Regions from separate parts of the Homo sapiens genome. Here region 1 is linked to region 2. A link is an interaction called in ENCODE POLR2A ChIA-PET data of the cell type or tissue named here. Cell type or tissue: GM12878. All regions are shown on one strand. Links, peaks and the distances in the headings refer to the core of each region. The heading gives the core; the rest is flanking DNA.

Region 1 (4,391 bases), core at 92-4,091, 320 kb before region 2:
AAAGCATTCCCAGAGGTGAGTGGTTAGTGAAGGCTTGTCAGAGATGGGACGAGGAGAAGCCTAGGGGGCACAGAAGATGCAAAGGTGCTGAGGCCAGGGCAAATTCAGAATTTTTTTTTTTTTTGAGATGGAGTCTCGCTCTGTCTCCCAGGCTGGAGTTCAGTGGTGCAATCTCGGCTCACTGCAACCTCCACCTCCTGGGTCCAAGCAATTATCTGCCTCAGCCTCCAGAGTAGCTGGGATTACAGGCATCCACCACCACGCCCGGCTAATTTTTGTGTTTTCAGTAGAGACAGGATTTCACCATCTTGGCCAGGCTGGTCTTGAACTCCTGGCCTCATGATCCACATGCCTCAGCCTCCCAAAGTGCTGGGATTACAGGCGTGAGCCACCGCGCCCAACCCAGAATTCTCTTTTTTTGGGGGGGGGTGGGGGACAGAGTCTCACTCTGTCATCCAGGCTGGAGTGCAGTAGCGCGATCTTAGCTCACTGCAACCTCTGCCTCCCAGGTTCAAGCGATTCTGCCTCAGCCTCCCGAGTAACTGGGATTATAGATGCCCGCCACTACGCCTGGCTAATTTTTTTTTTTTTTTTGTATTTTTAGTAGAGATGGGGTTTTACCATGTTGGCCAGGCTGGTCTCAAACTCATTACCTCCAGTGATCCACCTGCCCTGGCCTGCCAAAGTGTTGGGATTACACAGGCGTGAGCCACCATGCCTGGCCCTGGCCCAGAATTTTCAAGAAATCTAAGGAAGGCTTTTTTGTGCTCTAAGTGTCCTTGTCTGTAAGGTAGGGGGGATAAAGTGCCCTTGACTTCCCAAGGTTACTATGCAGATTGAACAATATAATCCTCCCGGGTTGGCCTTGAGTCTTGTCAGACCTGAAGCTTATGACAATTTGAGAGCTCGCTTTGAGAAAAGAAACACAAAAAATGAGGTGTGTGGCTTTAGAAGGAGCACAAATGGGGTCCCCGATGTTTAAGCTGCTTTAGTGTTACAGTAAAGCCACCTCTGAATACCCAGAAGTGTTAGCTCTTACAACTTCCACCAACTCAGTCTTCTCCAAGCCTCTTGGTGGACTCAGAGGAGGACAGGGAGGCAGCCACTCTGGCCGGCCAGGGCCCTCCTCCCAGGTCCCTGGAACACAGGCGCACCAACCACAGCTGCGTCCTGGCCTGGGCATCACGTGACGTCCCAGAGTGATTCACGCTGCTATTTCAGTGCTGCTGCAGTCAAGGGTAGGGAGAGGCATGGCGAGGCTGTATCTGGAGTCAGCTTGGAGGCCGTAGTTCCTGCAGCAGTGGCACTGAAGGTACAGCGAGGGTGACTGAGTCTCAGCAGAGCAAATTCCCAACTTTAAAGTTTTCTCAATATCAGAAAAACTAGGAGAGCTGGATCTCAGTGTAAGTGGGGAGTAGGGGTTAGGGAAGGGCTGCAGCTCAGAATTGGGGCTCTGTAGACCTGGAATTTTTGTTTGAAACTCCTAAGAAATCTCTTAATTTCTTACTTAACTGAGTGATCCTAACTTGTAGCTCTTCTGCAAAGATAGAACTGGCATCCTTATTAGTGGGGAAAATAAAGTACTGTAGAGTTCTGTCCAATTCCGAGGACTTGTATAGAGCCAGGCACTGTGCCAGATGCTTCAAGGAATAAAATGATAATTATTATCTAATAATTATTAATCAGAGAACCCTGGAGCCCAGTCCTGGGCCTTGCTATCCACACCCCCCTCCCTGGGAGATCCAGCCAGTCTTGTGGCTATAAATGCCATCTCAGATGACTCCCATAAACCTGTCCTCTGCACAGATCTCACCCCCCAGTCCCAGACTTATCTATCCAGCTGCCATCTGGACATCTTCGTGTGGATGGCTGACAGACTTCCCGGGGTGCTCAAATCATAATTCCCAATATCCCTCTCAACCCCGCCTGCCCTTGACTTCCTCTTGCCAATGGCATCATTATTCTTTCAGCGGCTCAGGCTGAAAACTGTGGAAGCATTCTCGACTCATCCTCTTTCACAGCCCGCATCCAGTCCATCAGCTAATTCCGTCAGCTGGACGCAGACCCCCGGGACCCCCTCAGGGTGTAGGGGGAAGGAGTGTTGCTCCTTGGACTGGTAGATGCCCAGAGTCAGAGGTGACAATGTGCTTAGACACCCTGCAAGGGGCCCCCCCAGCCTAGGCACGCAGGCCATATATAGCCTCTGTAAGATGTGGGGTTGGGTTAGGGGGCGGGAGGAGAGACTCTGTATTTCAGGGGACCACTGAGGTGAGGCCAGCTCAGCAGCAGCCATGGCACACAGTGGATCAGAGCCCTTCCCAAGGGTTAAGGACCATGTGAACTGGGAACAGGATGAGTTCCTCACAGCTGAGTAGGATAGAGGCTTACGTCAGAACAAGGTGATCCCAAGGCAATGGTTTTTTTTCTTTCTTTCTTTTTTTTTTTTTTTTTTTGAGACAGAGTCTCTTTCTGTCACCCGGTCTGGAGTGAAGTGGCGCAGTCTCAGCTCTCTGCAACCTCTGCCTCCCAGGTTCAAGCAATTCTTCTGCCTCAGCCTCCCAAGTAGCTGGGATTACAGGTATGTGCCACCATGCCTGGCTAATTTTTGTATTTTTAGTAGAGATGCGTTATTTCCATGTTGGCCAGGCTGGTCTCGAACTACTGACCTCAGGTGATCCACTCGCCTCGGCCTCCCAAAGTGCTGAGATTATAGGCATGAGCCACTGCGCCCGGCCGAGGCAATGGTTTTCAGCTAGGGTGTCCCCAGCTGTCATTTGGCAATGTCTGGAGACATTTGGGTTGTCATAACTGAGTGTGTGTGTGTGTTTGTGTGCACATGCTGTAGTGGCCAAGGATGCTGCTAAACACCCTACAAGGCACAGAATAGCCATCACAATTATTTGGCTCCAAATGTCAATAGAGCTGAGGGAGAGAAATATTAATATAAACACAGCAGTTCCTGCACACCGAGGTTGAGGCTCAAGGGTGAAACCTGCCTGCTACATGGCAAGCAGATTGCAACTGACCACAGCACATAATATGACACCCAATGGCAAGAGAACGATGTCAAGGGTCACTGAGAGAGATGAAAGATGGTGCATATTCATTGACACCCCTCTCATTGCAAAGTGGGAGGTCTGTGTCCCCTCCCCTTGAATTCCATGGAGTTGGGACTACTCTGACCAATAGAATACAACAGAAATAACATCTTGCAGTTTCCAAGCCTTATAAAACTGGCAGCTTCCACTTCTTGTTTCTTGGGACACACTGCCTTGGAGCCTGTGCTGCCACTGAAGAAGTCTGAGTGCCCTGAGGCCACCATGGTGTGGGGAAGCCCACGCTAGCCTTGTGGCAAGCCAACTGTTCCGCAACATAGTGCGGGCTCCAGGTAACATGAAGGAAGCTGTCTTGGGCCCTCTAGCCCAGCCCAGTCTCCAGCGAATCCCACTGAGTGACCCTAGTCAAGCCCACATGGAGCAGAAGAATCACCTAGCTGAGCCCTGACCCACAAAATCTTGAGAAGGAATTAAATTGCTATTGTTCCCAGCCAGAAAAGCAAGGTAGCTTAAGGTAGTTTGTTCCACAGCAGTAGGTAACTAGAACAGTCATGTCCAAGGATTTGTTCCTGCACTTTCCCCTTCGCCACGTATGGCAGAAATTCTCAGGAATTCTCATGAGCCAGTGTCATGCTAGTGCTTGTTGCATCTGCTCCTCTCCAGCCGCCCCAGCCCACTGATCCAAGCACTCTGTGAAATGACTTTTGTGTGTCGACTTCTTCCCACGAGGAAGACGTTTCTTTCATTGCCATGTGCTGGACCCCAGTGCAGAGCCCGGGGCATTGTCAGTGCTTAGTGTTTGTTGAATGAGCCAATGGAACTGGTCACCCTCCGCTGCCCTGGGGGTCCCTCAGCCTTTCCCAGAAGGTCCCTTGGACCTTCCCTCTGGGCTTCCTCACTCCCTTTTCTGCTTATTCTTTTCTGAGCCGAATTGTTGTAGCCCCTCAGATCCAAATGGCCCAACCCCACTGTCTCCTTCCCAGCACCTCTGTTGAGAAATACCAAGTGGTAGAGAGTGTGCCTGTGTGGACGTGGGTGGGATACGTGCCTCTTCTACACCGCCCGTAGGAAGGTACGCTTAGCAATAGCTATTGAAAACACAAAAGTGATTCTGCTCTTAGGAATGTCTCCCGCAGGGACCCTACCCTGGTGGCACAGGACGTCTCACACAGCACTGTCTGGGACAGCAAAAGGGATGGAAACCACCTGAGTCCAACTATGGAGGACACTGGAAAACACGATGCTGCCTCCATAGGATGGGATATTGGCAAGTGTGAAGAAACAACATTTGGGTAGATATTGACATGGCAAGGACATATGGTAGAATGAAAAAAG
Region 2 (4,391 bases), core at 84-4,083:
AAGGATAGAAGCTGTGTAAGCGTTGCAGTTTTCAAATTTGGAACTGACCAATAGCCAACATATAAGTTAAAAAAAAAACAAAAAAACACAAACCTACCTCATAATAAAACACAAACCTCATAATAAAATCCAAGTAAGCCAAATGATCTTTTTAATGGAATAAAAAAACATAAAGTAATGCTATGTATTCAAAGGAGGAAATGAGCCAACTTTGGCCAAGGTCCATCAGGTCACTGAGAACCAGCTTCCTCAGCTAGAACAACTGAAAACCAAGACAGCAAGTGCCTTCCTGAGGCCCAGCCAGGGCCCCAGAAATTGCAAAACAGAGGCTCATTATGAGGTCATAGCAAGTAATCAACCAATCGAGGACAGGGATTATCAGTCCTATCTCTGTTTACAAAAGAGTTCTCACACTGTCTGGAATCCCTTTACTCTTACTGATGACGTCAAATGGCTTTCTTCATGTGGGTGATAGCTACTGATATTTATTGTATTAAAATTAAAACTGGCCAGGCACAGTGGCTCAGGCCTGTAATCCCAGCACTTTAGGAGGCAGAGGCAGGTGGATCACGAGGTCAGGAGTTCGAGACCAGCCTGAACAACATGGTGAAAACCCTATCTCTACTAAAAGTACAAAAATTAGCCGGGTGTGGTGGCGCATGCCTGTAATCCCAGCTACTCAAGAGGCTGAGGCAGGAGAATCACTTGAACCTGGGAGGTTGCAGGGAGTGGAGATCGTGCCATTGCACTCCAGCCTGGGTGATAGAGTGAGACACTGTCTCAAAAAAAAAAATTACAACTGAGAAAATGTTACACTATTAACTCATGTAAAATTATATTACAGGGCCAGGCACAGTGGCTCATGCCCGTAATCCTAGCACTTTGGGAGGCCGAGGCAGGCAGATCAATTGAAGCCAGGAGCCTAGCCAACATGGCAAAACCCTGTCTCTACTAAAAATACAAAAATGAGCCAAGTGTGGTGCTGTGCACCTGTAATCCCAGCTAGTTGGGAGGCTGAGGCACAAGAATCGCTTGATCCCAGGAGGCAGAGGTTGTAGTGAGCTGAGATGGTGCCACTGCACTCCACCCTGGGTGACAAAGCAAAACTCCATCTCAAAAAACAAAACAAAACAATAATAACGATGATAATATAGCCAGGCACAATGGCTCATGTCTATAATCCCAGCACTCTGGGAGGCTGAGATGAGAGGATTGCTTGAGCCTGGGAGGTTGAGACTGCAATGAGCCGAGATCATGCCATTCCACTCTAACCCGGGTGACAGAATGAGAACTTGTCTCAAAAAATAAAAAAATAAAAAAAAAATGTATCAACCAAAGTCATGGAGAACCAAACCAAGTTTTGTCTACAACCATGATTCTTACAGTTTTTGGTTTCAGGACTCTTTGCATTTTGAAAAATAACTGAACACCCAGAAGCTTTTGTTTATATGAATTTTATCTATCAGTATTTACTATATTAGAAATTCAAGTGAGGAAAAATTTAAATATGTATCAATTCATTTAACAGAACATGAGTAAACTCATTACATGTAAACATAAATGACTTATTTTTAATAAAAAACTTATTTTCCAAACCACAACTAAATATATACCAAAGGAAGTCTACCTGATGAACTAATCTTATAATGCAATCAAAACAAAACAGCTGACCAAAAAACAGGCTGGGGCGGTGGCTCATGCCTGTAATCCCAGCACTTTGGGAGGCCAAGGCAGGCAGATCACCTGAGGTAAGGAGTTCGAGACCAGCCTGACCAACATGGAGACCAGCCTGACCAACATGGAGAAACCCCGTCTCTACTAAAATGCAAAAATCACTTGGTGGCAAGTGCCTATAATCCCAGCTACTGGGAAGGCAGAGGCAGGAGAACTGCTTGAACCTGGGAGGTGGAAGTTGCAGTGAGCCAACATCGTGCCACCACACTCCACCCTGGGTGATAAAGTGAGGCTGTCTCAAAAAACAACAAATACTAACAAATTAAAGAAAGAAAACGAACAAAAAGGAAATGAGTATAAAAACTGAAAAATTTAGGCCGGGCGTGGTGGCTCATGCCTGCAATCCCAGCACTTTGGGAGGCCGAGGCGGGCGGATCATGAGGTCAGGAGATCGAGACCATCCTGGCTAACACGGTGAAACCCCATCTCTAATAAAAATACAAAAAATTAGCCGGGCATGGTGGGGGGCGCCTGTAGTCCCTCCCAGCTACTCGGGAGGCTGAGGCAGGAGAATGGCGTGAACCCGGGAGGCAGAGCTTGCAGTGAGCCGAGATGGCGCCACTGCACTCCAGCCTGGGCGAGAGAGTGAGAGAGCGAGAGAGCGAGAGAGACTTTGTCTCAAAAAAAAAAAAAAAAAAAAAAAAAAAAAAAAAAAAACATGAAAAATTTAAAAATGGAAAAAAATGAGAAAAATAAAAAACAAGACAGGTTGCAGTGGCTCATACCTGTAATCCTAGCTCTTTGGGAGGCCGAGGTTGGCGGATCACTTAGGCCAGGAGTTCGAGACCAGCCTGGCCAACATGGCGAAACACTGTCTCTACTAAATATACAAAAATTAGCCGGGTGTGGTAGCGCACACCTGTAATCTCAGCTACTTGGGAGGCGGAGGTGGGAGGATCAACTGAGCCTGGAGAGGTCAAGGCTGCAATGAGCTGAGATCACGCCACTGCACTCCAGCCTGGGCAACAGAGTAAGACTCTGTTTCAAAATAAATAAACCAACAATAAAGAAATTAAAAGGGAAAATGAGAAAAAAATTTAAGAAATAAAGAAAAAAGGGGAGAAAAAGAATAAACAAGCCATATATTTAAAAAAAAAAAAAAAACAAAAAAAAAAAACCCACAGGGCCAGTGGTGTATGTATCAGAAGGAGGAAATCAGTTATCTTTGGTCAAAGTCCCTCACATCACAGAGAACTAGCTTCTGGAACCAGAAGGACTGCAAACCAAAGTACTGAATGCCTCTTTGAGGCCCAGGCAGGGATTATACTGGGGCTGGGAACCAGCAAAACAAGAGCTCCTTATGAAGTCAAAGCAAGTAACCAACCAACCGATCAAGACAAGGGCCCCATGTTTTGTCTGCTACCGTGGTTTTCTCACCTTTGGTCTCAAGAACTCTTTATATGCTTAAAAAATTATTGAGGACTACACAGCTATCTTATTAGAAATTGAAACTAATTTTAAAAAATATTTATTAATCCATTCAAGATCATAAATCCACATGTTTATGCTAATAATCTTTTTAAAATAAAAAACCTGTATTTTCCAAAACAAAATGAAATTTCACCACAAGAGTAGCAGTGCTTTACATTCTTGCACATCTCTTTAATGTCTGGCTTAATGAAAGACAGCTGACTTCTCTCTGCTTCCACATTCAATGTGTTTTCATAAGTTGTTTTGGTTGAAACATATGAAGAAAATCTCACTTCACAGAGACATGTAGTTGAAAAATAGAGTTCAACAGCCTTTCAGATACTGAGGATTTTCTTCTTTGATACTACACCAAAATTCAACAAGTGGTAGTTTTTAAAGGCTAGTTGCAATGTGGAACCTGAAATTTTATCAAGGAACATTTCATATACTTTTACATTAGTCATCCTGCACTGTTTTTTTTTTTTTTTGTTTTTGAAATAAGGTCTCACTCTGTTGCCCAGGCTGGGGTACAGTGGCACAATCACAACTTACTACAGCCTTGACCTTGGGCTCAAGAGATCTTCTCGCCTCAGCCTCCTGAGTGGTTAGGACTGCAGGTGCATATCACCATGCTTAGCTAATTTTTTAAACATTTTAGCAGAGATGATGAGGTCTTGCCATGTTGCAGAGGCTGGTCTTGAACTTCTGACCTCAAGCGATCCTCCCTCCTCAGCTTCCCAAAGTGCTGACATTACAGGCGTGAGCCACCATGCCTGGCCTCGTCCTGCACTTTGAATGGCTCTTTTACCCACTAGCAATCTGGAAAATATTTCTTCACTGAATTGTGCAGAATTTCCAAACACTGACGTTTCACACAATGTCAAAAAATCACATTCATTAATTTTACTACCAATCTCGGAAAAGTTTTAGCAGACACAAGTTTTCCAAAATTCTAATTTTCACTTGAAAACTTGAATTTTATCACTGGCAACAATGACAGGCTCACTTTGTTCATTTTCATAAAATGTCCATATGAACAACTCTAGTTTGTCCATCAGTTGTTCTTTCAAGAAAAAATTATGATCCCTGCAGCTGGTTCAGCTCCAACACATGTGCTTTCCTCAAGTTTGGCATACAGCAGCAATGCCTCATGAATACTTTGTATTTCCTCACTTGGAATACCCTTTTTTTTTTTTTTTTTTTGGGATGGTGTCTCGCTGTTGTTGGTCCAGGCTAGAGTGCAATGG

Evidence for each region. Peaks named below come from ENCODE experiments on the same cell type or tissue, not always from the same donor. Only the 100,000 strongest peaks of a DNase experiment are listed, where the experiment ranks them.
Region 1: POLR2A ChIA-PET joins it to region 2 with 9 read pairs; 8 of 35 experiments call an interaction of 5 or more read pairs at or near these places.

Annotation. Positions count from the first base shown.
Region 1 is chr11:64,178,517-64,182,907 of GRCh38, reverse strand. LOC124902686 (a long non-coding RNA gene) reads left to right here. Exons shown (of 2, transcript XR_007062712.1): 1 at 1-15. Among named protein-coding and RNA genes, the nearest start is that of STIP1, 5.5 kb to the left of the region's middle. RefSeq lists enhancers at 628-1,127, 1,254-1,303, 1,128-1,629. In GM12878, for the core only: no CTCF peak of the experiment used is centred there; no DNase peak of the experiment used is centred there; H3K4me3 peaks cover 846 bases; H3K27ac peaks cover 544 bases.
Region 2 is chr11:63,854,769-63,859,159 of GRCh38, reverse strand. All of the region lies in intron 1 of MARK2 (microtubule affinity regulating kinase 2), which reads right to left. Among named protein-coding and RNA genes, the nearest start is that of MARK2, 18 kb to the right of the region's middle. In GM12878, for the core only: no CTCF peak of the experiment used is centred there; no DNase peak of the experiment used is centred there.